Linked DNA regions of Mus musculus: region 1 is linked to region 2. Evidence: chromatin loops called from intact Hi-C (ENCODE). Cell type or tissue: heart. All regions are shown on one strand. Links, peaks and the distances in the headings refer to the core of each region. The heading gives the core; the rest is flanking DNA.

The links. Hi-C counts contacts between places; a loop is a spot of excess contacts. Peaks named below come from ENCODE experiments on the same cell type or tissue, not always from the same donor. Only the 100,000 strongest peaks of a DNase experiment are listed, where the experiment ranks them.
Region 1: it touches region 2 in a loop (8-fold over the local background); 2 of 42 quality-filtered maps call a loop at or near these places.

The regions. Positions count from the first base shown.
Region 1 is chr11:54,797,951-54,813,362 of GRCm38, forward strand. No RefSeq gene overlaps it. Among named protein-coding and RNA genes, the nearest start is that of Lyrm7os, 14 kb to the right of the region's middle. In heart, for the core only: no CTCF peak of the experiment used is centred there; DNase peaks (open chromatin) are centred at 7,561 and 9,911; H3K27me3 peaks cover 323 bases.
Region 2 is chr11:54,746,465-54,761,876 of GRCm38, forward strand. It overlaps Cdc42se2 (CDC42 small effector 2), which reads right to left. Exons shown (of 6, transcript NM_178626.3): 2 at 9,942-10,095. Among named protein-coding and RNA genes, the nearest start is that of Cdc42se2, 34 kb to the right of the region's middle. In heart, for the core only: no CTCF peak of the experiment used is centred there; DNase peaks (open chromatin) are centred at 5,237, 8,911, 9,361 and 11,687.

The sequences.
Region 1 (15,412 bases), core at 4,270-12,269, 51 kb after region 2:
CCATGCAATAGACTTCAGTAATAGTTTATCTCACCCAGGACCCCAACCTCTTATCATTCAGCACATAGTCCATATAAAATGTACTCAAGATACTGTCAGGCCCCAAAGAAACCCAGGACAAGTATCACTCAGTCTCTGTGACTCTGCCCAGCATTTCTCACCCCACCCCACCCGAAACCTCTCCAGCCCAGCAGCTGGGCTTCACCTCCCTCCCCTCAGCTTCTCTTTCCTATAAAATACAGCCATTTTGACTACTTGCTCTCTTGATCCTCTTGGGTCTCTCCCCCCATCCCCTCTTCCTCTTGCTCTTCCCCATTCTCTTCTTTCACGGCCTAGTTCAGTCTGGACCCTTCCAGAAGCCTCTGTTTTCTCCCTCTTACCTACAATAACAACCTTCTCCTCAGCCACACCTAGGAGCTTCCATGTCTTCATTTTCATTCAAATACATCTTACATTGTTTAAAAAAATAAGACTTCAAAATTCAGCATGTACTTTAAAATTTTATTCAGTGTGTGTGTGTGTGTGTGTGTGTGTGTGTTCTAGCATTTGCTTTCTGTTTCTGCATTTTTTTTTAAAATTCTACTTTAGGGGAGGAAAGTGTTCATTTCAGGTTGTACTTCCGGATCACAGTCCACCACTGAAGGAAATCAGGACAGGAAGTCCAGGAAGTGTTTCCCTGGACCAGGAAACTCACTCACAGCTAAGGCAGAGCAGAGGAACTGGAGGGTCCTACAGGCTCAATCTCATGGTTAGGTAGACCCTGCCTACTCTTTAAACTAATTCTTTGAGCATCTCATAAGACATAGTTGATCCCGGGCTGGTGAGATGGCTCAGTGGGTAAGAGCACCCGACTGCTCTCTTCCGAAGGTCCAGAGTTCAAATCCCAGCAACCACATGGTGGCTCACAACCATCTGTAACAAGATCTGATGTCCTCTTCTGGAGTGTCTGAAGACAGCTGCAGTGTACTTACATATAATAAATAAATAAATCTTAAAAAAAAAAAAAAAAAAAAAAAGAAAAAGTTTTAAAAAAAAAAAAAAAAAAAAAAAAAAAAGACATAGTTGATCCCATCCCCTCCTCCTCACCCCTCCCAGATCCACCCTCACCTCTCTAACCCTCAACTTCCCACAACCTCTTGTCTTTTTTTTTTTTTTAAATGACCCATGAACTCAAAAGTGTGCTACCCATACAAACCTGGTGTGAAGTCATCCACTGAGGTATGACTGACCTGCCAGGAGCCACATCCTTAAAGAAAAGTGATTTTCTTTTTCCCAGAAGTCAATCATTCATTCAGCTAGCTTTCTTATACAGCCCAGGACCTGTCCATTGTGTGGCCTTTCTATATCAATTAAGACAATGTCTGGGGCTGGTGAGATGGCTGAGCGGGTAAGAGCACCGACTGCTCTTCCATAGGTCCTGAGTTCAAATCTCAGCAACCACGTGGTGGCTCACAACCATCCGTAATGAGATCTGATGCCCTCTTCTGGAGTGTCTGAAGACAGCTACAGTGTACTTACATATAATAGATAAATTAAAAAAAAAAAAAAAAAGGCAATGTCTGCCAGACAAGTCCACAGACCCGAGTGGTAAAGACAATTACTCAACTGAGACTTCTTTCCCTGGGTGACTCTAGGTTCTGTCAACAGTGAATGATAACCAAGACAGTGTATATGTTCATGATGCAGCGGTGTGTCATGGTACATATATGGAGCTTGTGGGAATGAATTCTGTCCTTCCAGGGCTTAACTCAGGACAGCAGGTGTGGTGAAAACTCCTTTTCCTGCTGAGCCATCTCATTCGCCCCATGTGCTTTTGTTTTGTTTTATTATTTACAACATATCTCAGTTTAAAGTAATTATGTTCAGGGGTTCAATGGCAACATGAAGCTATGGGCATGAGATCAGCCAATTCAGTATTAGACATTTAAAGAAATATTTCAATCAAATCTCTTCCATTCTTCATTAATTATAAAATAAGTATACATAAAGGAAAAGAGAATAACTACAGATATATGAAAATATACATACATATACATTACACTCTGATAAAGACCAAACTTAAGAGTTTTTTCAAGCCATTGGTTCTTAGTTATAAAGACTCACACTTCAATCAGGGGACCAGGGTATAAGCAATACACTGACTTCTGATTTCAAATTTCATAACATAAAGAAATAAAAGCAAAGAAGAGTGGTCCCCAGAAACTATGAAGTCTCACGGGAGAACATATACTGGTCTCTAAAATAACTACTTGTTGACTAAACATTTATGATCCTCACAGACCTTGAAATAAACTCTTGAGAGCCCACATGTTTGTTTTTGTCTCAATCAATATAACTAGTGTGCAAAACTAAGGTCTGAAAATAGTGAAACAAGAATGCACTACAAACACACTCATTATTGTGTTTGTTTGTTTGGTTGGTTGGTTGGTTGGTTGGTTGGTTGGTTGGTTGGTTGGTTGGTTTTTGAGTCAGGGTCTCTCTGCATAGCCCTGGCTGCCCTGGAATTCACTATGTAGACTATGCTGGCCTCAGATTCACAGAGATCTGCTTGCCCTTGCCACCTGAGTGCTGGGATTAAAGGTAAGTACCACTGCCCCTGGCCACACTTATTATTTCTACATACACACACATTTCTGGGATTCACCAGATGTGGCAGCACATGCCTATTATCCTAGCACTAGAGAGGGCAGAGGCAGAAGGATGGAAGGTTTAAAATCAGTTTGGGCTACATATTAAGACCCTGTCTCACATACATACATACATACATACATACATACATACATACATACATCCCATACATATAAATACTCTTTGGTACTTCAGCTAAACCTAAGGCCCCAAGAGACCTTCAAAGATGATTCAAAGTAATCTTTCTCCCGGTGACTCAGGTAGAAAAAATAGGTCACATTCATATATGTATAGGCAGGACAACGAAAAAGCCCGTGAGAGATTTCCAGATAATATAGCCTTGAACTTGTGAAGAATTCCCTCACCATGCCTCCTGAGTGCTGGGAAATCATGTGTGCACCACTACACAGGAATAGTCTATAGGTCTGCGAGATGACTTGGTAGGTAAAGTTGCTTGCTGCCAAGCCTGACAACCTCAGCTACACCCAGGACCTGCAAGGTAGAAAGACAAGTTCATCTTCCACAGTGGTTGTCTGACATCCGTGCATGCACTATGGCATGAGTACACACCAACACACACATTCATGCATACAAAAGTAAGAAAGAAACGAAGGAAGGAAGAAGAGAGGAAGGGAGGATATGTCTGGAGAGATGGCCCAGTAGTTAAAGGTGCACACTGTTCTTCCAGAGGACCCAAGTTCAGTTCACAACACCCACATTAGCACCTCACAACCACCTGTAACTCCAGCTCCAGGGAATCTGATATTCTCTTCTGGCCTTCACAAATACCTGCACACTCACACACACTATAGGTGAGGAGGGAATTCCAGCCCCAGGGAATCCAACATTCTCTTCTGGCCTTCACAAATACCTGTGTGCGCATGCACACACACACTCACACAAAGAAGAAGGAGGAGGAAGAGGAGGAGGAAGAAAAGGAGGAGGAAGAGGAGGAGGAGGAGGAGGAGGAGGAAGAGGAGGAGGAGGAGGAGGAGGAGGAGGAGAAGAAGAAGAAGAAGAAGAAGAAGAAGAAGAAGAAGAAGAAGAAGAAGAAGAAGAAGAAGAAGAAGAAGAAGAAGAAGAAGAAGAAGAAGAATTTTAAAGGCTGTTCTAGCAGGGTCCAATTCAATTCAATAATGTTTGTTGTCTATTGTATGAGGAGTGGAGAAATCTGAAGATCAATAAAAGGATCAACACAGCATCTATGACCTCCTCACCCTACTCCTGCCCACTCTGCCTCTGAGGTCTTCTCAGGCTCACCCCTTGGACCACAAATGTCTTGCCTCTTAACTGCTTCTAACAGCTCATTGAGAAGACAGCTCTTGGTCTTGACTGTGACTTCAAGCCAGCCTTCCCAGGGATGACTAGTCACCCTCTGCCCTTGGCTCTGCAGCCTCCTTCCTCCCAATCAGTCAGGAAGCTGCTGAATCAAGATGTTGCAACCGCAGCTTCCGGCTCCACAATGCTGTGTGAGGAGGAAGTTGCTTTGCTAAGTATTCTAGTCAAAGTTCTGATGAAGAACATTGGACTCCAGTTCTGAAAGTCCAGAAAGGATTCCTAAAGGACAGGATGCAATTTAGAGGAATTACCAAAATGGGGGTGGAAGTCTTTAAGTGTGGAAGAGCCATGTGTCAACTCAGAGAGCCATGAGAAAATGTGATGAGAGTTAGTGACTGAGTGCACGGTGTGAAGTGTAAAGTGTGTGTGTGTGTGTGTGTGTGTGTGTGTGTATACAGGAAACAACGCTGGGGCTTCTGAGACAGAGATCAGATTATACTAAGGTGCCTGAAGTTAGCTGGAGAGAATAAATGAGTCAGGCACAAAGACCAAGTGAGTCAATGATGTAGCTTGGAGGTTGCAGTTTAGCTCAGTGGGTTAAGTGTCTGCTATATAAGCACGAGTCAGGATCCTCAGCACACATGCAAAAGCGAGGTGCTGTAGGAAGTGCCTCTAACCCCAGTGCCAGGGACAGAGAGAGAGATCCTGGGTCATGCTGGACAGCCAGGCTAGCCAAAACAGCAAGTTTCAGTTTCACTGGCAGCCTAATTAATAATAATAATAATAATAATAATAATAATAATAATAATAATAATAATAATAAATTACTAAATAAATAAAAAGGTAGAGAGCAATAGAGGAAGACATACATCCAACCATCAATTTGAACTCACACATACAGGCACCTGCACACTCCTGTGCTTAAATACACTGACAACTCATAAACCAAAGAGAGTGACATTTATGGAGTCAGGGTTAATGTCTCATACATAACCTTTGCACTCTAAGTTTGTATTGCTTCACATATTTCCTTGATAAGCTCCACGTGGCACTCATTCATTAATGGTGGAATTTGAGAGCTCGGAAGGGACGTCGTGGCTATGTCTGCTGTTCTGTTTCCTCGGCGGTTCTGCAGGTTAGTTTCCTTCTGGTTTATGTCTTCATCTGTTCACGGTCACAGTAGAGATCAAACCCAAGGCCTGATCTCAGTACAAACTCTTCTACCCTAGGCCTGAAGACTCATCTTTCCTGCTTTATTTATGTATTTATTATTAATTTTGGATTCAGGGTTTCATGTAACCCAAGCTAGCCTCTAACTTGTTGCATAGCCAAGGATAACCTTGATTTCCTAATCTTCCCGTGTCCACCCCCTGAGTGCTTGGATTACAGATGTGCACCTCTGTACTCTGCTCTCTGGCTTGTTTTGGCTAATCTGAACAGTTTGCCATTAGTTAGGATTTTCTCCTCGTGAACAGTAATGGTGCACACAAGATGCAGCCAAGACAAGGTAATTTCCATACCATATTCTGTTGCTTGTGAATGTAGTCTCCCACACAACCTTTTCCTTTCTTTTTTTCATGTTTCCCTTCTGCAAATATTCCATTCTACTAAAAGGTAAGGCAAATACAGTGATATAAATGTGGGAATCTGGCTGGAGATACAGCTCATGGTTGAGAGTACTGGATGCTCTTTCAGAGGACCTGGATTTGTGTCCCAGCACTCACACAACAGCTCACCACCACCTGTAACTCCAGTCCCAGGGCATCCAACGTCCTCTTCTGGCTTCTGTGGACACAATATACATGTGATATACACACATATAAGCAGACAAACACTCGTGCACATAAAAGTAAAAATAAATCTTTTAAAGACACAATGGACCAGTTCTGGTTTGTTTTTTGTTTTTTGTTTTTTTTTGTTTGTTTGATTGATTTTTTTCATCTTAGAACCTCTTAGAAGACACTTTGAGAAAGAAAATGAACTCATTTGATCCGATGTTAACAGTTTTATAGTTTTGCTGATTCCTGGGAAATTTTTAAATGGGGAAAACACATAAGTTTTCATGAAATTGGTTGTCTATACTAGAAAACTCCTCTCCACAGGAATTTCCTGACTTCGGGGGGATGGGGGAGGAAGCCGCCTACAGAAGCTCTCAACAGAGCTTCCTATCCTAGGTAAGCCCTGCCCAACATTCTTTTGCTTATCAAGAAATTATTTCAATTCTACCTTCATTTTTCATTAACTGACAAGCTGTAAAACAATAAATGAGATATATGACGAGTACAACAAGTGATTTAGTTGCTAAGAATGTCCAGAGAGTTGGGCGTGGTGGCACATGCCTGTAATTCCAGGATTCAGGATGTGAGACCAGAAGGGTCACTCAGAGGCTAGCCTTGGCTACAGGGCTAGCGAGATGGCTGGCTCAGTGAATAAGAGTGTTTTGTAACTGCAGCTCCAGGGGATCTGATGCCTTCTTCTGTCCTCTATGGGCACCTGCGCAATTTGTGCATATACATACGCACACACACACAAATAAAAATGTAAAAATCTTCCAAAGCCCAAACAAGTAGCTACATCATATTAATACTTTCTTAGACTTGTTTCATGTGGCTCTACTGTGTCTATAAATTCTTTTAAAGTACATTTTAGGGACCTATGGATGGGGATCAGTTGGTGGAATGCTTGCTGAATATACAAAGTCCTTGGTGTGACCCCAGCTGCCTCTAAAAGCAGACATGGTAGCTATAGTGGTTTGGATGAGATTGGCACCTGTAGGCTCATATCCTTGAACAGTTCGTGCCTAGCTGATGGAACACTTTGGGAAGAATTAGGAGGTGTGGCCTTGTCAGAAGAGGTGTGTCACTAGCGGGTGGGCTTTGAAGTGTCAAAAGACTGCAACCTTCCCAGTGTGCCTCTCTCCCTCCTGCTGGAGGACTGAAATGTGAGCTCTTGACTGCTGCTCCAGCCACCCTATCTAATGCTCGCTGACACAATTCCCCACCATGATGGACTGTAACCCTCTGAAACCATAGTACCAAGCCAATGCTTTCTTTTATAAGTTGCCTTGGCCATGGTCTCTTGTCACAGCAACAGAAGAGAAAATAATAGTCGTGCATGCCTACAATCCCAGCACTCAAGATCTGCAGCCAGGAGGGATCAAAAGTTGAAGGACGTTGGGTGCTGGGAACAGAACTTGGGTCCTCTGGAGGAGCAGATTATATTCTTAAGCACCCTAGCCTTCTCTTCAGCCCCGTTCTTCTCCTTTTTTACAGCTTGCATTAATTCAGTATACATTTTTACAGTCGATTACGTATATACACGTTTTGATTTTATTTGTTGCTATGTTGTGAGACAATGTACTTCATTGCTCACAGAGTCCTGGAGCTCACTGTGTTTCAGCAGGCCTCATGGGAGAACACATGTGGCAATCTGCCCGGCACACGCTATTGTTAGCTGCAGCTAACATAATTTAAGCTACTCTCTTAAATTGTTGAACATTTTGGGTTTTTTGCAACTGTTTTGACACCCCACCACACACCCACCCACTCCAGTCTCATCCAGAAGAGATTTGCAGCTCAAAAATTCCCTATGTTCTACATACCCAGCCCTTTCCCTCGCCCTCCCCACCGTCTCTGGAAAGCACTGGCCTTCCTGTGTCCTCAGCTTAGCCTCTTACCAGATTGACATGGAGCCAGAGTCTCATAGTTTGATTTCCTGGTTTGCTTGTTTCACTTAGCAACACATACTCAAGCCTCCTGCATGCCTTTCCGTATCCTTTGAAAAGATGGGTTTATTAAGTATATGCTCATTGCTTGGGGGTTTTTGTTTTTTGTTTTGTTTTTGGGTTGTTGTTGTTTTTGTTGTTGTTGTTGTTGTTTTGTATTTTTTGGTTTTTGGTTTTGGTTTTTGGAGGGAAAGGCATGTACCATGGTATGCTTTTGAAGGTAAGAGAAAGAAAGAAAGAAAGAAAGAAAGAAAGAAAGAAAGAAAGAAAGAAAGAGAAAGGAAAGGGAAAAGAAAAAAAAGAAAAGGAAAGAAAGAGAGAAAGAAAGAAAGGAAGGAAGAAAGGAAGGAAGGAAGGAAGGAAGGAAGGAAGGAAGAAAAGAAAGAGAAAAAGAAAAAGAAAAAGAGAAAGAAAAAATACTCAAAGTTTTTTTTTTCTTTCTTTCACCATTTGAGTCCCCAGGATGAAACTCAGGTAGTCAGACATACTGACATACTGACACTGACGTACTGACATCCAGCTCTACCTGCTGAGCCATCTCACCAGCCCTCTCATTTCACTCCCAGGAAACTGAACTCAGGGCCTTGCAAGTGTTTCACCACCGGAGTCCCAGCCCCAGCCCAGACGGCTCAGCTTTTAAGTGTTGCTTTCATCTCTATGAGAAGTTCGGGGCTCCCTTCCCCTCACTCCAGATCCCAGGAAGAGTGGCTCAAGGTCTTTCTTAGCTGCATAGTAAGGTTGAGGACATCCTGAGGCACTTGAGACCTTGTCTCAAATCAAAAAAGAGTGACTACTAATAGTACCACTGAGTGTAACGTGCAGTTTAAGAAATGTTTATTATGAAGCCCTTTATTACTGTTTGGTTTTTGAAGCCAGGCTTGGTGGCACTTGCCTTTAATCCCAGTGATAAAGATACAGAGGCAGGTGGATCTCTATGAGTTCCAAGCCATCCAGGGACACATAAGTGAGACCCTATTTCATTTTATTTTTGACAATAAGTCACCAAATCAAATGGAGTAGCTTTGGAATGTGACAGAAAGTAGGAGTCCAATTACCCACTTCTTTTTTTCCCTTTTGTGTATGTGTGTGCATGTATACATACATGTTTGTGTATGTGGGTGTGGCTGCCCGTGCAAGCATGCATGCACAGGCCAGAGGTCAACTCTGAGTGTTGTCCTCATACGTTCTCCACTTTATTTATTTATTTATTTATTTATTTATTTTTGAAACTGGGTCTTTTTGATTGTCTTTGGGTTTCGAGACAGGGTTTCTCTGTGTAGCCCTGGCTGTCCTGGAACTCACTCTGGAGATCAGGCTGGCCTCAAACTCAGAGATCCACCTGCCTCTGCCTCTAGGGTGCTAGGATTAGAGGCGTGCGCCACCACCACCTGGCCTGAGACAGGGTCCTGAACTGAACCTGGAGCAGTATATGTGCGTGCGTGCGTGCGTGCGTGCGTGCGTGCGTGCGTGCGTGCGTGCGTGCGTGCGTGCGTGTGTGCGTGTGTGTGTGTGTGTGCGTGCGCATGTGCGCGCGCGCGCGCCTGTGTGGTGTTGGTAGAGTAAGGCGCTTTCTGAGGCCAGAGGAGATGTCGCATGTCTTGCTGTCCATTCTTTACCTTATGCCCTTGAGGCAGGGTCTCCCATTGAACTTGGAGCTAGACTGGCAGCCAGCAAGCCTCACAGGTCCTCCTGCTCTGACACCCACAGCTCTGGGACTACAGGCATCCATAGCCACACCACTTGTTTTATGTAGGTGCTGAGATTCAAACTCAGGTCTTCATGTTTGCCCAGAAGTGCTCTTACCACAGAGACATCTCCTCAGTCCTTGTTCTAGTTCTGGGCCTGACTTGGTTCTTCCTATGAAGAACTGTGGTTCCGCTAGAGTCATTAATCAAATGATATGTTTTTATGCTTTTGGGAGTGGGCAGAGCAGGGTCTCATGTAGACAACAGTTGCTTTGAATTCACTATGTGGGCTAGTGCTAGTCTAGAATTCCTGGGCCTCCTGCCTCTGCCTGCTAAATGCTGGGATTATAAGTGTGTGTCACCAGGCCAGGCTTTAGGCTTATCTAAAACATAGTTTGACAGCTTTAAAGGCTCATCAGGAAATAGCACTGAGCTCATAAAAAGTAGTTACAGTCACACTAATTTCAGACGAAGAGTTATGGCAGCGAGCGTTCAACATGGCGATGTGGGGCACTTCCTACTGAGGATGGTGGTTACAGAAGGGTTGAATGCAAAGGGGAATATGTCTGGTAGCCTGGCACACGGCCTCACCACAGTCTTCATTACATAAGCAATAACAACCGGCCCCCACATCCTTGTTCACACCCAGATGAGTTAAAGTGAAAGAGGAACCATCATAGCATCTAGATAAAATATTACTCGGGTGGGGGAGGGAATAATTACCTAATTAATACAGGGGAAAAAAAGGGCCAGCAACACGGCTTGCAACATGGCTCAAAGTGCTTGGTGTCTTGCTGCCGTGCCTGATGACCTAAGTTTGAGTCCCAGACTCAAATAGTGTAAGAGAAATCTAACTTCAGCAAGTTGTCTTCTGACCTCTACACATGCATGAATCCTGACATACTACACACACACACACACACACACACACACACACACACACACAGAGTGTTTAGAAAGAAAGAGATTTTGTTTGTCCTGGTAAAAGCTTAAGTCATACGAATTGTACCTCCTGCCTAGAGATGGTGCTGCCCATCCTGGGATGGGTCCTCCAACATCAACAGGAGATTAAGGAAATGCCTCACAGGCATGACCACAGGTCGCTCTGATCTAGGCAATTCCTCTTTTGAGGTTTCTCTCTTCTCAGGTGTCTCGGGGTTTGTGTCAAGCTGAAACTTGTGACACACACTTAAGAACCACAAAGATGCCAAGGTGGTGTGTGCACTTTTAATCCCAGCACGGGAGGCAGAGGCAGACAGATCTCTGAACTTGAGGCCAGCCTGGTCTACATAGTAAGTTCCAGGACAACCAGGGTTACACAGAGAAACAACCACATAGACCACAAATAATAAGGTAAGGAAGGGAGGGAGGGAGGGAATAAGGGAAGGGAGGGAGAAGGGAAGGAAGGAAGGAAGGAAAGAAGGAAGGAAGGAAGGAAGGAAGGAAGGGAGGGAGGGAGGGAGGGAGAAAGGGAAGGAAGGAAAGGAAAAAGACCAGGCAACAAGAAGGTGTAGCTGAGGCAAAGAACTCTTGTTTCAACACTGGGGAGGTCTTGGGTGGATACCCCCAAACTGCAAGATAAAGCAAAATAAGACAAAAAACACATCAGAGAAACCTGTGACCGTGGCTGGAGAGATGGCTCGGCACTTAAGAACACTTGCTGCTCCCGCAGAGGATCTGAGTTCAGTTCCCAGCACACACATCAGGTGGCACACAACCACCTTTAACTCCAGCATCATGGGATCTGATGCCCCTTTTTTGGCCTTCTCGGGTATCTGCACACATGTGCACATACCCACACACAGATAACACTCATGTACACATACATGAAAACAAAATAAATCTTTAAAATGTCCACCTAAGCTAATAACTTCTGTAAGCTCTGGAATAAAGCAAATCTGAAGATGCTCAGGGGCCCCTCTTTGGGAGAAATAGTTGGGTACCTGTTCCCAGACATTGTCTGTCTCCTTTCCTGGCTCTCATGGCTTCTGCAATCTGCTGCATTTGTCCATCCATCCTCACCCCATTAGCTTGTTGCTCTGTTCCCCTAAAGCTGCCATATGCAGTTATGTCCTTAAAGCTACTCTGTAAGCTTTAGGAACAGTGTTTGCTGTCACTTCTGGTGGTTTCCCTGAGTCCCCTTGCTTGTTGGTTGTAGTGAACCCACCTCCTTCAAAGAATTCTGAGTATTTTGTTTAGAGGGTAAGCAGACCTCACTGCTACAACTGAAGCCAAAGGGGTCTGGAACAAATCCCTCTACAGCCTCTTTTGCTCTTGGGATCCTGGCACTTTCTGGTCATCCCACTGACCCCTTGGCCTTCTGCTCCACCTAGGACCCAGTATACTTGACCTAGCTCATTTCTGATTTTTGAGGATGTTCTTCATGAGCCTGATGTACATATGCTTTTGGCAGTGGGAGGCACAGTGCTCTTCGTGTGTCCACTAATCCAAGTTTGCCAATCGTATTGTGTAAAGCCAGGCCCAGGGCATGCGTAGGCAGTTCCAGCCCTTCTGGATTTCTCATTTGTGTGTGTTTGTGTGCATGTCATGTGCATGTGTGGAGGTCAGAGGACAACCTCGTGGAGTGAGTTCAGACCTTCCACCTTTTCCTGGTTCTCCAGGAATGGAACGGGCTGTCCTCAGGTTGTCAAACAAGCACTTTTACTCCCTGAACCACCTCACTGGTGCTCTCTAGCTTACTCTCTGAAACAGGGTCTGTCACTGAACCTGAACCTCATGATTTGGCTAAGCTGACTAACCAAAGAGAAACCACCTGCCTCTGCCCCACCCCTAGCACAGGCGTTCCATATGTGTCACCATGTCCAGCTTTTATTGTTTGTTTAAGGGCTTCTTGCTTGTGTGTGTCTGTCTGTGTGTCTGTGTGTGCAGATACCCATGGAAACCAGCTCCCTTGGAGCTGGAGTTGCAGGCATTTGTGACCAACTTGATGTAGGTGAGGAATCTGAACTCAAGCCCTCTGATAGATCAGCGAGCTCTCTCTTCCACTCCTCTGTTGAGCTTTCCCATAGTCCTAGGGAATCTGAATTCTGATCCCCGTGCTTGTGAGAACGGAGGCATCTCTTCAGCCCCTCTTTTGTGATATTTTGAGCTTGCTCATCCTATCCACACTGAGAGGTGGATTAACATCCCCTGCCCGACTTGGGTCACGATTTGTCTGGTTGCACTTGTGGCTCTGTCCATGTTTGCTTTTCCTTCCAATGTTTCTCTTCCCCTGAGGCTCTGTCTTGCATTTTCTGCATTTTATACGTTGACAGCAAGGTAAGTCCACACAGAATCTGAGTTGTTATAGCATCCTTGGTAAACAGGACCTGGATATTTTATCCATGGGTTACTGCCCCTGGTAACTTCCCACCCCAGAATCTGTGATTATTATGCTAGATTAGCTTTCTTACACATTTCTTAGAATGTGCAGTTAGATTTTTTTTTTCATCCACTTGCTTTCAACTTCAGATCCTCCCTCAGAGAAATGAGAGTTCACTGACTTCTAAGCTCACAGCTCCTTTCCAGTGCATCACCTCCTGGCATCCATTGTTGTCAGGATCTAACTGGAATTTTTAGAGTGAAAGCCTAGGTTCTGGCTCAGCCATCGGTCCCCAAAACTCTATGAGGCAAGTGCTAGTGAGAAGCAGAGAAGGAGAGTCCCTCAGTGTGGCTCGGATTGTGAAGAGAAGTAAATAAGGGGGAGGAGGGGGCAGTGACCTCTGAGTTCAACTGTGGGGTACTGACATGAGACTTAGGGTTAAAGCTAAAAGTCATGGTTGAGATGTGACCTGCCCAGCATCACTCACTGGGCTGCAGTCTCTCCTGCAAGGTGAACTGTAAGTCATCAGAACTCTTCCTGGGATGTAAACTCCCCCCTCTAGCTGGCCCTGGGTTCAGTCTGGGACACCTGGGTGATAGTAATTCCCTGGAGTCCACTGTTCCAGTAGGCTGATGTGCAAGGATGGTTACATAACTACGGGCCCTGTAAAGGTATAAAGTACAGGTGTGATCCAGGAGCAGGAGCTGCACACAGACAAAGAACAACTGTATCCACATCAAAGTCCACTGGTCGGAACAGATTACAAGGCTCCAGGGCGACACCAGGACACAGCTCAACTTACAAGGGACTTTACTGACAGCACAACTTCTCCATTTTCACCAAGAATCATTACTTCAGAAATTACCACCTTCTCAGAGGGGAATTGGCTAATTCTCAGGGCCCTGTGCTTAACTAAAATGTGGAGATCATTCAGATCAAGATGGGGAGTGAGTGTACAGGAGAGATGGCTTAATGGTTACAAGCTCCTAGACCAACAGAGGGCCAAAGTTTGATGCCTAGCAACCACATGAGGTGGCTCCCAACTGTCTGTAAGTACCGCACCTGAGACACCTGTCCACACGTGTATACATGTATATACCCGCACACAGAAACAGGAGTTAAAAAAATAATTAAAAAAGAACATCAAGCCTGGACTGGGAGTGTGGGTTCTATGGTAAAGCATGTGTCTAGTATAGCCTCTCTCTCTCTCTCTCTCTCTCTCTCTCTCTCTCTCTCTCTCTCTCTCTCTCTCCCTCTCCCTCTCCCCCTCTCTCTCTTTCATACACACACACACACACACACACAGAGTGAGTGAGAGAGAGAGAGAGAGAGAGAGAGAGAGAGAAAGGTTTAACCTATAGTGGGCCCTTCCCTTCTCTTCCTTGGGTCCTCCTTGGAACTTCAAGGTAAGCACACAGAGGAAGCTGACCCTGTGTGCGGGACTCTGAGTGCTGATCCAGTCCAGTCTTTCTGGCACTGGGGTTGCAAGTCACTCAAAGGAGAATTGTTCACAACAAATGAATCCTAAAACTTCGGGAAGAAATGCATGGGGTGTGCCCAGTCTGTAGAGAGCAAAAAGACCTGTGTTTTTTAGACCAGATTCCTTTAAACAGGATGTGCGTGTCCAGGCTGTAATCTCAGCACTAAGGAGTCGAAGCAGGATCAGAAATTCAAGGTTATCCTTGGCTAAATAGCAAGTGTCTTAGGTTTTCTACTGCTGTGATAAAACACCATGACCAAAAGCAACTTGAGGAAGGAAAGGTTTACTTTGCCGTGCAGTTGAATTAAGCTCATCACTGAGGGAAGCCAGGGAACCTGGATGTAGGAACTGAAGCAGAAGCCATGAAGGACCACTGCTAGCTAGTTGGCTCCTTGCGGTTTGCTCAGCCTGTTTTCTTATGGGACTCAGGACCACCAACCCAAGTGTAGCACCACCCACAACAGGCTAAGCCCTCCCACATCAATCACCCTCCAGACTTGCCTACAGGCTACTCTTACGGAGATATTTTCTAGATTAAGATTGCCTCTTCCCAGATGACCGTACCTTAAATTGATGGGGGAAAAAAAAACTAGCCAGCACAGTGAGTTTGAGGCCAGCCTGGGCTACATGAGATTCTTTCAAAAAGGAAAAAAGAAAAAAAATGGACAAGCTTTTTTGCAACATATGGGGAGTTTGTTTGTTTTTTTTTCCCTAGAGAAAATGCAAAAGCGTGTGAGTTGTTAGCTGCTGGCTTCAGAAGACAGCATCCCCTGACTATAATAAGCAAGCAGGAGTGTCAAAGCCAACAAAAGGACTGTCTCGTGCTCCTTTACTGTGTCATCACTGCCCACACAAAGGCGTTGCTAAGGCACAAGGGGAAAAGAATCCAGAACTCAATTCCCCTTTCTGAGCATTTTCCCACAGCTGGGGCCCAGCCTTCAGCTCTCACTATGGACACGATTCTTTCCATGTGACAATGCACACCAGTGAGTGAATGTTAGTTGTGTGCTGTGTGCACAAAAGACGAGAAAGCACAGTTTCACTTAGACATTGAGCTGAGCTTCATAGAGCACTCCTGTACTCCCAAGCTACTCACAAGCCTGAGGCTGGAGCATCGTCTGGACTTGAGATCTGCCTGGGGAGTATACTGCGATCCCCATCTGATGAGATATTAGTAACTGGTAATGTTTAGCTATCTAACAAAGCACTAGGCTTTCATTGCATTGCACAAATGGGGACTGATGCCATGACTCATTCATCTAACAAATGTTTAATCACATGGTGCATCCTGTCAT
Region 2 (15,412 bases), core at 5,036-13,035:
CCTTCTTTTTCCCACTCTGCCTGTCTTCCATAACCTCTATGGTTTCAATCTTGCCATACTTTTCAAAGTAGTCTCTCAGGTTATATTCTTCTGTATCCTCTTTAATACCACCAACAAAAATTTTCTTCACCACTAAACGGGCACCAGGCTTTACAAAGTCCTCTCTAGAAACAGCTCTCTTCTGTTCCACCACACGCCCATCAACCTTGTGTGGCCGTGCACACAGTGCAGCAGCCACCTCTTCAACACAAGAGTAGGTCACAAAACCAAAGCCTCTGGAACATTTTGTTTGGGGATCTCTCATTACCACACAGTCTGTAAGTCGGGCTGGGGGCGACCGGGTGGAGGTTTTACCTCCATTTTAGACCGGACTTGCCTCTTCCAAGAGCGACACTAACCATTCTTAACCACTGAGCTACCATCTAGTCCTACATAGTTATTTTTAGTGCCCAAATGTTTAAATAAGATATAAGTAACAACAGTAAATGTAATTAGCAGAGGATCAGAAATGAAAATGCAAAGAATCAAGTAAACATGAACACCATTACTAGTGACACTGAAGGGTTGGGTAAAATTAGGGGGAAAGAATGCCTAACTTACACCAACTGCCAAAGTTGTTTCCTACAGAAGTACAAACCTATTAATCAATGACAGGTATGACTTATCAATACAGTTCATTCTTCGCAGCCATCATGAGCACAAACTGTCCCTCTAGTTTTGAATAGATAGCTTTGTTTTCAGGTTCTTTTCTGTTGTTGTTTTTAATGTTTCAGAGAGTGAGTGTGTGTGTGTGTGTGTGTGTGTGTGTGTGTGCCTGTCTGTCTGTGTGTGTGTGTGTGTGTGTGTGTGTGTGTGTGTATGTGTGGATGCTTGGCTGTGGGGGTGTGCATGAAAAGGTCAGAGGGCAAGCTCAAGGGTCATTCCCCAGGAGCTATCTTCTGTGTCTGCGGTGTGTGTGTGTGTGTGTGTGTGTGTGTGTGTGAGTGACAGGGTCTCAAACTGGACTGGAATGTCCGCAGGCTGGGCTGTCTGGACAGCAAACCCCAGTACTAGGGTGCCACCATGCCCATGGTTCTATCTATTTTTTTTTCAATCTTTTTTTTACCCCCCAATCTTATTTATTTAGATTTATTTATTTATTATATGTAAGAACACTCTAGCTGTCTTCAGACACCCCAGAAGAGGGCATCAGATCTCATTACGAATGGTTGTGAGCCACCATGTGGTTGCTGGGATTTGAACTCAGGACCTTCAGAAGAGCAGTCAGTGCTCTTAACCGCTGAGCCATCTCGCCAGCCCCCCACCCCCAATGGCTCTATTTTTAAGGTTTAATTCTTTTATGTACAAGTATTTTGCTTGCATGTGTGTATGTGCACTGGGCATGCCTACCTGGTGCCCATAGAGGCCAGAAAAGGGCACTAGATCCCCTGGGGTTGGAGTTACAAATGGCTGTGAGCCTCCATGTGGGTGCTAGGAACTGAACTTGAGTTCTCTAGGAGAGCTCTTAACCCAAGCCCTCTCTCCAGCCCCATAATTTTAATGTGGGTTCTGAAGAATCAAACTTTGGTCCTTGCCTTATCAACTAATCTATCTCCCCAGACTCTTATTTTCCACATTACAATAAAGGCCAAGTTACATCAGGTGTCTTCAGTCACACACCATTGTATTTTTTTGAGGCACACTCTCTTACAGAACCTGGAGCTCATGAACTAAACTAGTTTGGTTGGCCAGGAGCCAGGATAGGCTCCTTAGCTCTGAGGTTATATAGGCACATGTTGCTGTGCCCGTTGGCTTTTATAGAAGGCTGGGAATAAACTTGGTCACTCATGCTTGCACAGTTAACACTGCCAATGGAGCCATCTCCCAAGCCCCTTGTTTTCAGCCTTTTGAGACAGGGTCTTATGTGACCCAAGTGACCCTGAACTCTTTTTTTTTTTTTTAAAGATTTATTTATTTATTATATGTAAGTACACTGTAGCTGTCCTCAGATACTCCAGAAGAGGGCATCAGATTTCGTTACGGATGGTTGTGAGCCACCATGTGGTTGCTGGGATTTGAACTCGGGACCTTCGGAAAAGCAGTCAGCACTCTTAGCCACTGAGCCATCTCGCCAGCCCCAACCCTGAACACTTAAGATTTATTTATTTATGAGTATGGCAACTGTCTTCAGACACACCAGAAGAGGGCATCAGATCCCGCTACACATGGTTGTGAGCCACCGTGTGGTTACTGGGAATTGAACTTAGGACCTCTGGAAGAGCAGTCAGTCTTAACTGCTGAGCCATCTCTCCAGCCCTCTGGTCGGTCTACTTCCTACATGCTAAATTTATAGGAATGGCAACCACACCCAGCTTGAAATTGTTCTTTGAACATGATTTATAATATAATATCTCTTGGAAGAGTTTCCAACTGTATACTATATACAGTTTTATATACTATAAGCTGTATACTGTTTACAGATATACTTCTGTGTGGTTAACCAAAGCCCAAAGAAGCCACTGTACTGAACTAGTCTCAAAGAGTAGAGAGGAGTGCATGCAATTATGGAAATGACTGGTTAGACACTAGTCTTTCCCACTGACTCATGTAAATGGATGACAGACTATGCTCAGCATTTAATGGGGCTAGAGAGATGACTCAGTGGTTAAAAATGGCTTGCAGAGTTCAGTTCTCAACACCTATGTTAGGTAGTGCCTGTGCCTCCAGCTCCAGGGGATCCAACACCCTCTTCTGGCCTCTGTGGGCACTATCTACACTAAGCAAATGAATGCATGAATGGAGAGACAGATAGATGCATGTAAATTTTTTAAAGTTTTAAGTCATGTACATATGCTGACATGACCTGGTTTTATCACTTTGCCTTCCTTCAGTCATGTGTGAGAGGCCCACTGCTCCACATCCTGCCATTCTCTATGCTACGGTCAGCATTCATCTTAGTCATTAAGGTGGACAGCAGTGTCCCTCTGGTTTAATTTACCCTTTCCTGGTAACTAATGATATTAATTATATTTTCTTTCTTAAAAAGATCTTACTATCTTTGTATGCATCCATGTGAGTGAATGCTGTGTGTGCAGGCACCTGCGGGTCCCTTGGGTCTACAGTTACACGTGGTTACTTAGGTGCCACCAGGAACCAACTAGCAGAGAAGCAAGCACTCTTGGCTGTTAAGCCATCCTTCCAGCCCCATTAAATATTTTCATGTTTACTGACACTCACACACTTTGCTTGGGTCTGTATTTTCAGATCTATGCACATTTTTAAAAGATATATTTTTATTATTTCTAACTATGTGAATGTATGTGTCCCATGTGAGTATGGGCATGCAGGTGCTCTCAACTTCAGAGGCTGTGAACTGCCCAGATGTGAGGACCAAACCTGAGCCACCTCTTCAGATTCCCAATGCCCATTTTTAAAATTTAGTTATGTTCAGCCGGGCAGTGGTGATGCATGCCTGTAATCCCAGCACTTGAGAGGCAGAGGCAGGTGGATTTCTGAGTTGGAGGCCAGCCTGGTCTACAGAGTGAGTTCCAGGACAGCCAGGACTGCACAGAGAAACCCTGTCTCAAAAACAACAACAAAAAATTTAGTTATGTACTATTACTGTAATCTCAGTTCCACTCTAATTAAACCATGTTCTTTATATACTCTAGAGCAATTCCCTTGTCCACTACATATGAGTATTTTTTTCATATCTTTTTCTTTCATACAAATGTCTTTTGGAGAGTTTAGCTTGCATGAACTCTGATGCATCAACTCTATCAACTCTATCAAATCTTTTATTATTTGTGTTCTGCCTAAGAAATGTCAACATATTCCTCAAAGTCATATAAACTGTCTATTCTAGCTCTCCTAGGTTTAATTTTGTATCTATAATCCAATGTGTACTTCAATTTGTCCCCTGTGAATCTCCAACTCCACCGAGGTGAGACCTGCAGTTGGGAATGGAAGTGCCTGCTTTTACTGTTAGTCCGATTTCTGAGGTCATCCTATTTCCTATTACATACACTTTAGAATCAGTCTATCACTGCAGTTTGACCTTTAACTCTTTTGTGAACTAATCATGACTGGAGGCTTGTGTTTCCTATGTGAGTCCAGTGCTCCCTAAGAGCAGTTTGCATTTACTGTTGTTTAGACAGCCACAAAGTAAAATGCCTAAGTTCAAGTGTGAATGTTAACTTAACTCCTTGGCTTAGAATTATTATACCACATGGACAGGATACATCCATTCACCCTGAACCCTGGTATCTAGAGGAAAGGTAGAGAGGAGTATGGAATGCTGGTTTAGAATTTTAACAGCTGGCTGGTGCTAGTGTTAGTGGAGGCCAGCCTGGGCTACACATTAAGATGTCACAAATAAATTGGCTTAGAACTGCAGAATATTTGATCTTTGTACACCTTATTTTGCTGTTCTATGAAATGATTTCATATCTCTTTGTCTATCTCTTTGGTACACATGAGGATTCAGTAAGTAAATACAGACTGCCTAGAGATATGGTTGGGAAGTTTACAGAGCTGTGTGTGTTTAATACCTTTCCTATGTAACTGGTTTTCACTACTGTTGCTATGTTACTATTGTTGCCCTCGCTACCATTTTTCTCTTTGGCCTTCTTAGTGCTACCCTGAGTAGAATGGGGACAAAGACTTTTCTAGTCAGGTTCCCTCTCTTAGAGTGAGCAACACACATAAAAAAGTGTCTATTTACATTTATATTTAAAAGAGAAAATAAAGCAAAACTGGTATCAAGGTAGAGAAAAAAATAAACCAATTAAATTAATTCTTCCTTTCTATAGCAATGTCCTGATATCTTCCAAAGTATTTTAAATATATACATAATTTATATGCCCACAGAATATATTAAGTGTACAACAGAAAACTCTTAGTAGAGAGTTCAAATAGTAACTCTAACTTGGTTATTGCATCAATTAGTAAGTCTCAATAAGTCTCACTAAAACAACTGTATACTAAATTTATTTGTCACGTTTTCTCCTCTACAAACAGAAGGCTCTGGATGTCTGAGGTGCATAAAGGTTTAGAAGGGAATGACATTCACTATCAAGTTACTTCTAGCATGTCCTCCGAGCAAAAGGGGACATAACGGAGCAGGTCTCACAAACAAGATGTGTGTGTAATCCATGCCTCCTGGCCAGGCAAAGAAGTCCCTATCAGTCCCTTGGGATGTGAAAGCCAGTTCAACACAAACTGCAGTGGCTTATCTGGGTGTAAACAAGGCAGGGTGGAGGACAGCTTTAATCCTGGTTCAGATTACTCCCCAGGGACAAGAGCTCATCTGGGCCTGCGCTTCATCCCTATGTGCATGGTGCCAAGTCCCTCGGACTTGCCAACTTGATATTTTCCTCCAGTAAATAAGGCATTTCAGCTGTCAAATGAGTTTTTAGGTGGAAACCTTTTTTTAAAAAAAAAAAAAATAATAATCTGTGACAACAGAATTATACCACACTCTGTAACGAGTTCTCTTACTTTAACCATTTTTTCAATTTAAAGTGTTTTTCTATTTATTGTTTTATGTATATGAGTGCTTTGCCTAGGAGATCAAGAAAGGGCACTGGATCCTCTGGAACAGGAATGATGCAGAGTTGTAAGCTACATGGGTGCTGGGAACAGAACGTAGCTCCTCTGTAACCACCCAGCCATCTCTCCAGCCCCCTGTTTGAAACCCCTTCACTCGGAACACTATCCTCTTCCTAGCGCCACCCCTCTCCTCATCCCTCCTACATTCTTTATTTTGAGGCTTTTTAGCCTAAACTGTCCTGCCTAGGCTCACCTGGACTCCTGGGCTTAAGCAATATTCCCACCTTAGTCTCCATGGTAGCTAGGACTGTACACACAGCAGGCTTAAGTTGTATGTTTTTTAACAAAAATCTGCATCCAATTATATTACCAAAATTAACTTCATAGTTGAAACAGATAACTGAGAAGCGGTGTCTACAGAATGCCTAACATCTGGCTTAGTGTGGATTCTAAACCTTTTCTTAAAGAGAAGGAGAAGGACACAGAGAGGAAGGGGCATTAATCTATGAGGAAGGTTCAGGCTATAAACAGGACCCAAAGCACATTACACTATATGTATGTAAATGGGAAACTTAACTTTTGAGAGATACTTGAGGGCACTAGCCAAAAATAACTCATGGATTTTCAGGAGAGAAATATCAAATATGAAAACCCACAGAGGAAGATGACAAATGTAAAATGTTCACTGCTTCTAATTAAAGAAATGTTTGGAAACTCTCTAGAGAAGCCCATAGAGGGTATATTACTGTATTTCTCCGCATGTCTCTCTAGGTCTTTTTTAACATTGTACTCAAATATATATTAAAACTATTTTTTAACAGGTGATGTTGGTACACACCTTTAATCCCAGCACTTGGGAAGCAGGCCAATATCAAGAGTTCCAGGCCAACCTGGTCTACAGAGTGAGTTCCAGGATAGCCAGGACCACATAGAGAAATCCTGTCTTAAAAAAAACAAAAAAACAAGAACAAAAAAGCCAATCTACAATCTGCTCAAAAACAAAAAACAAAAAGCAAACCAAAAGAAACAACAAAAAACCAACAAAAAAGCCATAAAGCCCAAAAGGCAACTACTGTTTCATATGTATTCTACTTTAAATTGTGATTGTGTTCAGTGTTGGGAAGGGAACAGGAAAAATGTCTGAGGGGACTGAAATGAGAATAGCCCCCACAGGCTCAAGTTTGAATACTTGTTCCCCTGAAGATGGAACTGTTTGGAAAGGATTAAGAGGTGTGACCTTGTTCAAGGAGGTGTGTCAATGGGGGCAGGCTTTAAGGTTTCAAAAGACTAGTGTCACTCCCAGTTTGCCCTCTGCCTCCTGTTGTGTGTCAGCTGCTGCTCCAGCCACCAGTTCCTTTCCATCCACGACCCTGTCTTAAACTCTAACCTTCTGAAGCCATGTGCCCCAAACAAACTCTTCTGTAAGTTGCTTTGAAGGTGGTGTCTCAGCACAGAAACAGAAACATAACTAAGGCACTGGCAAGCCATATATGTGAATTTCAGTGTTTTTATGAAAGCAACCTGAATTTTCACAATTAGTAATCTATAAAGAACTCAAGAGAAAGGAAAAAAAAAAAAAAAAAAAAAACATGTGCATTAAAAGTCTTCACTGAAATACTTCTTAAAACAGGATAAAAAACAAAAACCCAGGTATAACCTAATGTCAGGTGGCCAAGAAGTTACGGAATTACGGCTTAATGACAGCTTTTACAGCTATGTCAGTGTTAAAAAAATATGTTTAACAAATTGTATTACCTAAAAGCATTCTAGAACAATCAACAATCACAGGAAATTTATATGAAAATAATCTGGCAATTTAAAACCTAACGTTATTAAAAATAAACCTAAAATGTTGCTTGTTCTTTTTAAAGATACTTATTTTTATTTTATGCGTATGAGTGTTTTACCTAAATGTATGCATGTGCACTGCGTATGCCTGGTACCCACAGAAACCAGAAGAAGGCCTCAGATCCCTTGGAGTTTGAATTACAGAATGTTGTATGCTGCCATGTGGGTGCTGGAACCTGCACCAAGATCCTCTTAAAGACAGCCAGTGCTCTTAACTATTAAGCAGTCTCTTCAGCAGCAAATCTTATCTTTAAAATATCTGATAAATCTAGCACCATGTTTTGAAAACATTTAGACTTCACCAAAAATGGGCAGCAACAACTATATTTTAGATATAATTCACAGAAATAAATATTAACTTGTAAGGATAGTTTTTTATACTCAGACTATAACATAGCTGCTCTTGAATAAATAGCTATGACAGCTTTGGTAGCTTTTAAATAGTAAAATACATGTGGAAGATTTCAACATCTATCCAACACACAGCACGAGGCTTACTTCTATGAAGGCTTTATGCTCTCATCTGGTTCATTAGCACAGCTCCATAGGAGACCACTGAGGCCTGTTTTTGGAAATTTGCCCCAATTCTTTTCCCCAGAGCCTTGTTGCCAGGGCTGCAGCTGCACAACCAATTCTTATGAAAATGGGGTCTTTGAAATGCTGGTCTATGGAAAAGGATATAAAGGATTTCATTATCTCTTCTCAAAACTCACAGTGAGGATTATGCTCCACCCTTCCCTTCCCAAGGCACACAACCACTCACATCCCTTTCTGCCAACTTAAACACCGAGACAAAGGCAGACGCTCAGCCTTATGAACAGTGTAAGAAGTCATGATGGAGATTACTGCTCAGCAATGAACCTTAGCCTAGCAGGTGATTTCTCAAATGAGTGTAAGTAAAATCAGTGATGTGGCCATGAGCGACAGTTGCTCTCACGCTTGGATGTGTCTTGAGAAACGAGGATTCGAAAGAGTAAGCACTTGGGGAAAAGACTCAGTGCTCTCTAACAACCAAGAATAATTTCACAAACAGACACGGGGAAACTGAAAGGATCCGCTCGCTCTGCTATTGTACTAAGGGCCCTGACAGCTGCTGGGAGGAGAATTTTATAGATGGGTTTAGACTCCTCCATTTTCATTAGGACCTCATGCCCTGTGCCTCTTTCCATAAAATTCTTAACAACTGCTGGCTGGTTCCTGAGAGGCAATTTATGACTGATTTTATCTTATAAGAAACATTAATGTAAATTTATGAAGACTAGTTATTTTCAACTGAATGTAAACAGATAAATACTCAATAGCAAAATAAAAACCAAGACCAGATTTTTATTAAGCAGTAGTTTCAGTGTTGGTAGGGCACTGAAATTTTTGTAGCATGAAGAACCTTAAAATACCAATGGTTTTAAAGACAGGAATTTAGGCTGGGAACATTCCTGGGAGCCTACTGTAGACTGTTCCCCAGTGACACACTTACAGTGTGAGAAGGCAGGAAAGGAGGGTGGGGACACTTTCCCCAGAGGATCCAACTACACATGTGCTTCAGGTCAGAGAAAAGGCTCAGAGAGGCCCAGATCTAAACACACACAATTACTGGCATCTTATCGACTCCAATCAAAGCGGAACCAGTGACTCTGGTGTTGTCAACACGGTTGGATTCATGTTAAACAACTGCTTTCCTCTGCTTTTCAATTCTTACAGCTGTCCAGCTCTACATGAAATGTTCACTCGTGGTATTTGCAGAAGAACTTTAAAATACTTTCGTGTTTTTTCTCATAATTGGTTTGCCCTTAGTACATTCTATTTTTAAAAGGTTGATATGGTTGCCAGCTTTAAGTTCCCCTTTACTTTAGAGAAACAGTATTCTATTTTAATTAAAGTATATAGCCAAAAAATTCTCCAGAACTCTCAAGTTCCCTGTCACTGCCGATGTTGACTGTGTGTTGGGAAACACCCTTCCTCCCAGAGGGGGTCTGTGTTCTCTAACCTGAGACTGTGCTGGAAGGCCTCTTATCTCACATTGTCCTCAGCAATCCTCATTCTGTTATATGTAGTGGACCACATGGCAGAATGGATAAACACGCTTCTATGCAGAGAAAAAAATTTCAGGTCTTTTCTCCCCTCCACTCCCCCCCCCCCCTTTGAGAAAGAGTCTATGTAGTCCTGGCTATCCTGGAACTCACTATATAGACCAGGCAGCTGCTGCCTCCCAAGTGCTACAATTAAAGGCATACTCCACCATACCTAGCTTCCAGTAGATTTTTAATAAGAGAATAGACAACTACCACTGGGTGATTATACTGATAAAATGTGGAACGTATTGTGACTAACTAGAAGATGATGGCCATGAGATGATAAACAACTGTCACTGAGAGAGAAGAGAAAACCATAGGCCATGGAGGGCTCTGCTTACCCTGAAGATCAAAGCCACACTCTAAAGCCACACAGTAATACTGGAAGGGAGAACACCAACAAAATGAACTGACTGCTGGTGAGTGCTCAGAACACAGAGTAGACTGGTTTTGTGGACATCATTTCCATATCTAGCCATCAGTGGACAGACTTACCACTCATCAATGTGGCCACTCACTCAGCTCTCTGAATGGAGACTATGCTGAAAGACACACACAGGAGACTCTTCAGACTCATTAGCATAAGTTGTTCCTTGAAGACGTCTTCTCTTTTGGTTTCTGCGTTTGTTTCACTCAACACTGGCCCTATCTGAAAACAAAAGCATGCAGTTAGGAGCCAAAGCTGCAGGGAGCAATTCTCCCCTCTATGTAATTAACTGATACAAATGAAAACTGAACCCAAATGCTAGAGCACACTTAGCACCATGGTTAAACAAACAACCTACTTTTTAATGCATGTAATGTACTTATTACAGAGTCACCACTCTCTTCTCATCATATAAACTGATTGTTGCTTCCATGTTATGCAAGGTATAACTCAGACCAATGGTAGCCCACTGCACAGAATCCAGGTGACAAGTCTTCCATGGATACACACTATGTTAAAGAAAGGACACCTTCTTACATTGATAAATCTGAAGACTTCACAAAAAAAGTCAGATTTCTAATCTGTCTTGGAAAATGAAATCAAACCACCTAAGGTCTGCTCCTACATGGAGCAAAATCAGATTGAATTAATCAATGAGCATGGGCTTTGTGGCTCTCCATCCACAGATATCTCTAGTCACTCTCTCCACTGTAACTTACTTTACAGTTACTGTCTGGACCTGATAAACATCTGAACTTTCAAAGTCTGATATGTATTTTTAATAGCTCAGAGAGAACACTGTATTACTGTCAAAGTCAAATGTGTTCTTCTGACTTAGGAATATAAAATGAGATAAAAACATGAACTTTGAGTCAGAAAGCTGCAGATTTGAGTTCTAATTCTGAAAATGAGTAGCCAAGGTTGTGTGGCCAAGCCTACATTAAAGATAAGCAATTTCTTCATACACAAACATCCAGATAAACACATAATACACTATAAGCAACAATGGGCCTCAGATCTAGCATGCAGCTCAACTGGTGATCTAACCAGTGCTTCCTCACTCTCGCTCACCTCAGGGACACCATAACTCACGTCATCATTATCCATCCAATGTCTTCACCCCCTAGAAGTCATTCTCTTCCAATTCTAGCCATTCAAACAAACAACAGCTTCTCCTTAGACATCAACCTCTTTGATGAAATTGTCTGTATATCCAACTCTTTACACTGTGGTAGGCTAGGGATGTAACTCGGTAGGTGGGGGGCTTGCCTTGCATGCAAAAGGCCCCAGGTTTAACCTTAGCACCAAAAACTACAGCAAAAATAAAAACAACTAATTTTGTCTTCCAAATGCTGCTGGGACAAGCTTGAAGTGCATAGCCAATCTTTTTTTCTTTTTTTAATTTTGTAGATCCTTTAAAAATATATACACAAACATACTCTGTCATACAATGCAGCCATTGCATTCCTACATATTTATCTAAAGAAGCAGTAGTGTACATCTGTAAAACTACAGCAATGTATTTGTAACATGATAAAATGAATAAGCAAAAAAGAAAATCAATCAATCCTCTGAGCTGAGTTCCTACATTCCTATACTACAAAACACATCAGGTTGTATAGAGTTGGGGTCTGGCTAATTTTGGTGAGTGTTTTTATTTATTTGAAAGGGTTTTTTTTAATAAATAAAAGTTTATACAATTTTTAGAAATTAAAGAAATGCACCTAACTCACTATGTAAATGAGCAGAAAACCTAACTGACTGGCAGAACAAGCAGCTGAGCCTCACCCAATCACAGCAACTGAACTTCAGCCAAGCACAGGCTGCCAGCAGATCAGACCACACCCACAGGGGATAGAGAAAGAGACGGAATCCTATTGTACTTCCCTTTTTGTTTTAAAGTACTCAATTCTCAGACAAAACTTTTATGATTATGAGTATTTCCTAATTCAGAAAAAAAATCACTTTAACTTTATTTAGATTGCCTTTTTTTTGAACAGCAAAATCCAGGAAACAATCCCAATTGCCTGTAGATAGGTGAATGGTGAATGGATAAACAGGAATATACCTTCATTCAGGCATTTGCAGCCATATGCCACGTAAGCCCTAGGATAACTATGAATGCAATCCAATACAGAATTGCAAAAGGACTTAGCACAGTCTGAGATTTTGTGTGTGTCTGTTAGTGTGTGTGTCTTAGCTACCTGGTTCTCAATGGTGAACTTTGCAGAGGACAACAAAAAAAAAGTTGGTTGAGCATGCCTGGTTGTACCAATGACTGAACTGCTCTAGGGCTGTGGATGGCTCACAGGTAAAGTAAAGGGCTGCCATACAAGCATGGAGAGCTGAGTATGGACGGCCAGCACACACAAGTTGGATGCAGTGGTACGCATCTCTAACCCCAGGAGTAAGGGTGCCAAGCAGGTGGATTCGGGGTACTTGCCAGTCAGCCAGGATAGCCAAAATACCAAGCTCCAGGTTCTAAGAAACTGCCTCAAAATACACAACAGAGGGGGTCAGTGAGATGGCTCACTGGGCAAGGCCACTTGCTGTCACATCTAAGTTCAATCTCAGGCATCCTCATCGTGAAAGGGAACCAATTCCTTCAAACTTCCCTCTGATCTCCACACATGTGCACACATGTACCATACACCCACATACATACATACATACACACACACACACACACACACACACACACACATATACATACACACACACACATATATATATACACACACACATATAACAAATTAGTAAAAGTAATTTTTTAAGATAGAGTGACAAAGAAAAATAACATTCCTTTGGCCTTTATATATTGACATGTGAATCACAGACAGACAGAGACGCACACACACACACACACACACACACACACACACACACACACACACATGAATAAAAATAATTAACTACTAAACATACATCAACATGGATGAATCAAAAAACTTATGCTCCATCCAAAACCCACCCGTACTGACTACAGACTCATGATAGAGCACTTGGCTAACATGCACAAAATCCAGGGTCTCCAGCACTGAGGAAACAAACACATATGCATGTGTATACACACACACACACACACACACATACATACACACACACACACACACACACACACACACACACACAGAGAGAGAGAGAGAGAGAGAGAGAGAGAGAGAGAATGCTATAAAATCCATTTATATAAATTCTAGAAAACAAAAACTAATTTCTGGTAACAAAGAGCAGATGTATCAACTGCCTGGCAATAGGTGTAGGGAGGCAAGAAGTTCACAAAGACTGAAACCAAACTTTTGGGGTGACAGATATTTTCATTACAGTGATTTTTGTGGTGCTAGGGTAACACCACAGCCTTGGGCACCCAGGCAAGTTCTGGCCCGCTATCTGTTCCAAGACTCAGATTTTCAGTAGCTCGAGTGTGGTATCACTTCATGGGCCTATATATATAGCAAAGTTTATCAAACTGAACACTTTTAAATTGTGCAATTATTCTATTTAGAACTAATAACTCACTGCAGATTGATAATTGATATCAAGACCCACTTCCATGGAAAGCTGGATCGTTTTAATGCTTGACACATGATTACAATCTTTTCAGAAAAGATTTTCAGAAATGTATATAATGCTAAGTACTAAAAACACTATTGTTGATCACAAAGAAAGCATATGCTAAAACATCACTGGATCCTAGTGTAATCGAGCACTCTCGAAAGAAAATTGAATAGGTTTATTTATTCAATTCTAGTCAGTATAGTTCCTTACTCCCTTATTATATTTTGTAAGAATCAAATATTTTTAATCATTTCACTGTCAGTTAAAACTACATTTTAATGTACTCACCCAAAGAACATTCATGAACCCATTACTGGCATGTGGTGGTGCTTTTATATGGCACTGAATGCCACTTTCCCGCCTGGCCGTTGTTCACCGTGAAGAGACGGAACACGCTGCAATACCTCTCTAGCTGAGTTTGAGATTATAGCACTCTCCGCACAGAAACTTTTGTTTTCCAAGGTATCCATCAAAGTGCCATGAATAAAAAAAGGATTCTCTTTAAATGAGTTGACATCTTCAAACACATCCAGGCAGTCACAGAAAAGTTAAACATGTTCTCCATCACCCAGTGAGACCAGAGGATGAGGAGAACCACTGGGACACTGTTCTGTGTCACTGCTGCGTCAAAGTATAATGTCCTGCCTCAGTATCTACTATCAGGACAGTGGAGAGTAAATAAAGATCCCACTAATAGCAGAAACCCAGCTATGACTCCTTCTAATCCTTACACCCTCTTACAAGTTTTAAGTACCAATCCACTGTAATTCAAAAGTCATAAGCTTAAACCGATCAAACTGTAAGGGAGAGCCCTAGGTCTTACTGGAAAATTTTTTACTTAGTTTTCATTTTTCCCAAATGGATAGAAACTCACATTAGCAGAACTTGATTCCTATTAAACTACTCCAGATAATCTAATAAATATATATATACTTATAAATTGGGCATGGTGGCACAGGCACTTGAGAAGCAGAAGCAAGCAGAAGTGCCACTTAATTCAGTATAATGCTTGACACTCAACTGAATTTTTAAATATTTCATTATGCTACAAATGAAATAGATATAACCTTGTATAAGGACTGCCCATCATGGTTTCAATTTACACTTGTTTTCATGGTCATTCCTGTCTCTATCTCAGGATGTCCAGTTCAAATAACAAATTATATTAAAATTCTACCTAATCATAAATTGCATGACCACCCTTGTTTATAACTGAAATGCTTTCTGATTTTCCCCCTATATTTCATTTTCAAATGTTCTATCTCCTCCTCCTTCTGTGGATCAGTGCCACACTAGACAGGCTGGCATGGGAAATCTCTGTCCTCTTGCCTCTCTGCCTCTGCCTCTCTGCCTCTCTGCCTCTCTCTGCCCCCCTCTCTCTCTGCCCCTCTCTCTCTGCCCCTCTGCCTCTGCCTCTGCCTCTGCCTCCCAAGAGCTGGGTTACAAAGTATGCTGGCTCCCCAGCTCTCTCACAGTCCCTCTTTGGTGACAGGATTCCTTTGCTCCACCAACTCACCACGACCTGTTTCCAACCCAGGCTCCAAGTCTAAGATTCCTCTTTAATCTCACTTTTGGGACAGTATCATGTTTTCCAAACTTAATCTTTCTTACATTTCTATCTGAATTCCAAAATAAAGGTTAGTGATCTAAAAATATGAACACTACCGTAACAGATTAAAAGTTTATCCCTTCAGAAACAACGACATTTTAACAGCAACTCCTAGAAAGGAAGTGTTTTAACCCAAAGGGAAATACGAATAATGGGAATTCTAGATACTGTGACAAGCTGAGTGGTGCTCGCGCAGGGAGGGCAGTTTTCACTCTTCAAATTAAATAGTTTGGCAGTTTTTACTTGTTTACACATGAATACAGGAGTCTTTTCAGTCCATACAGGCTCCTTAACTTGTTTCCTTCAGCCTGGGGTTCATGGGGCATATGTATATTGATGATGTATACTGCTGATACTCAAACCCACATTCCCAGC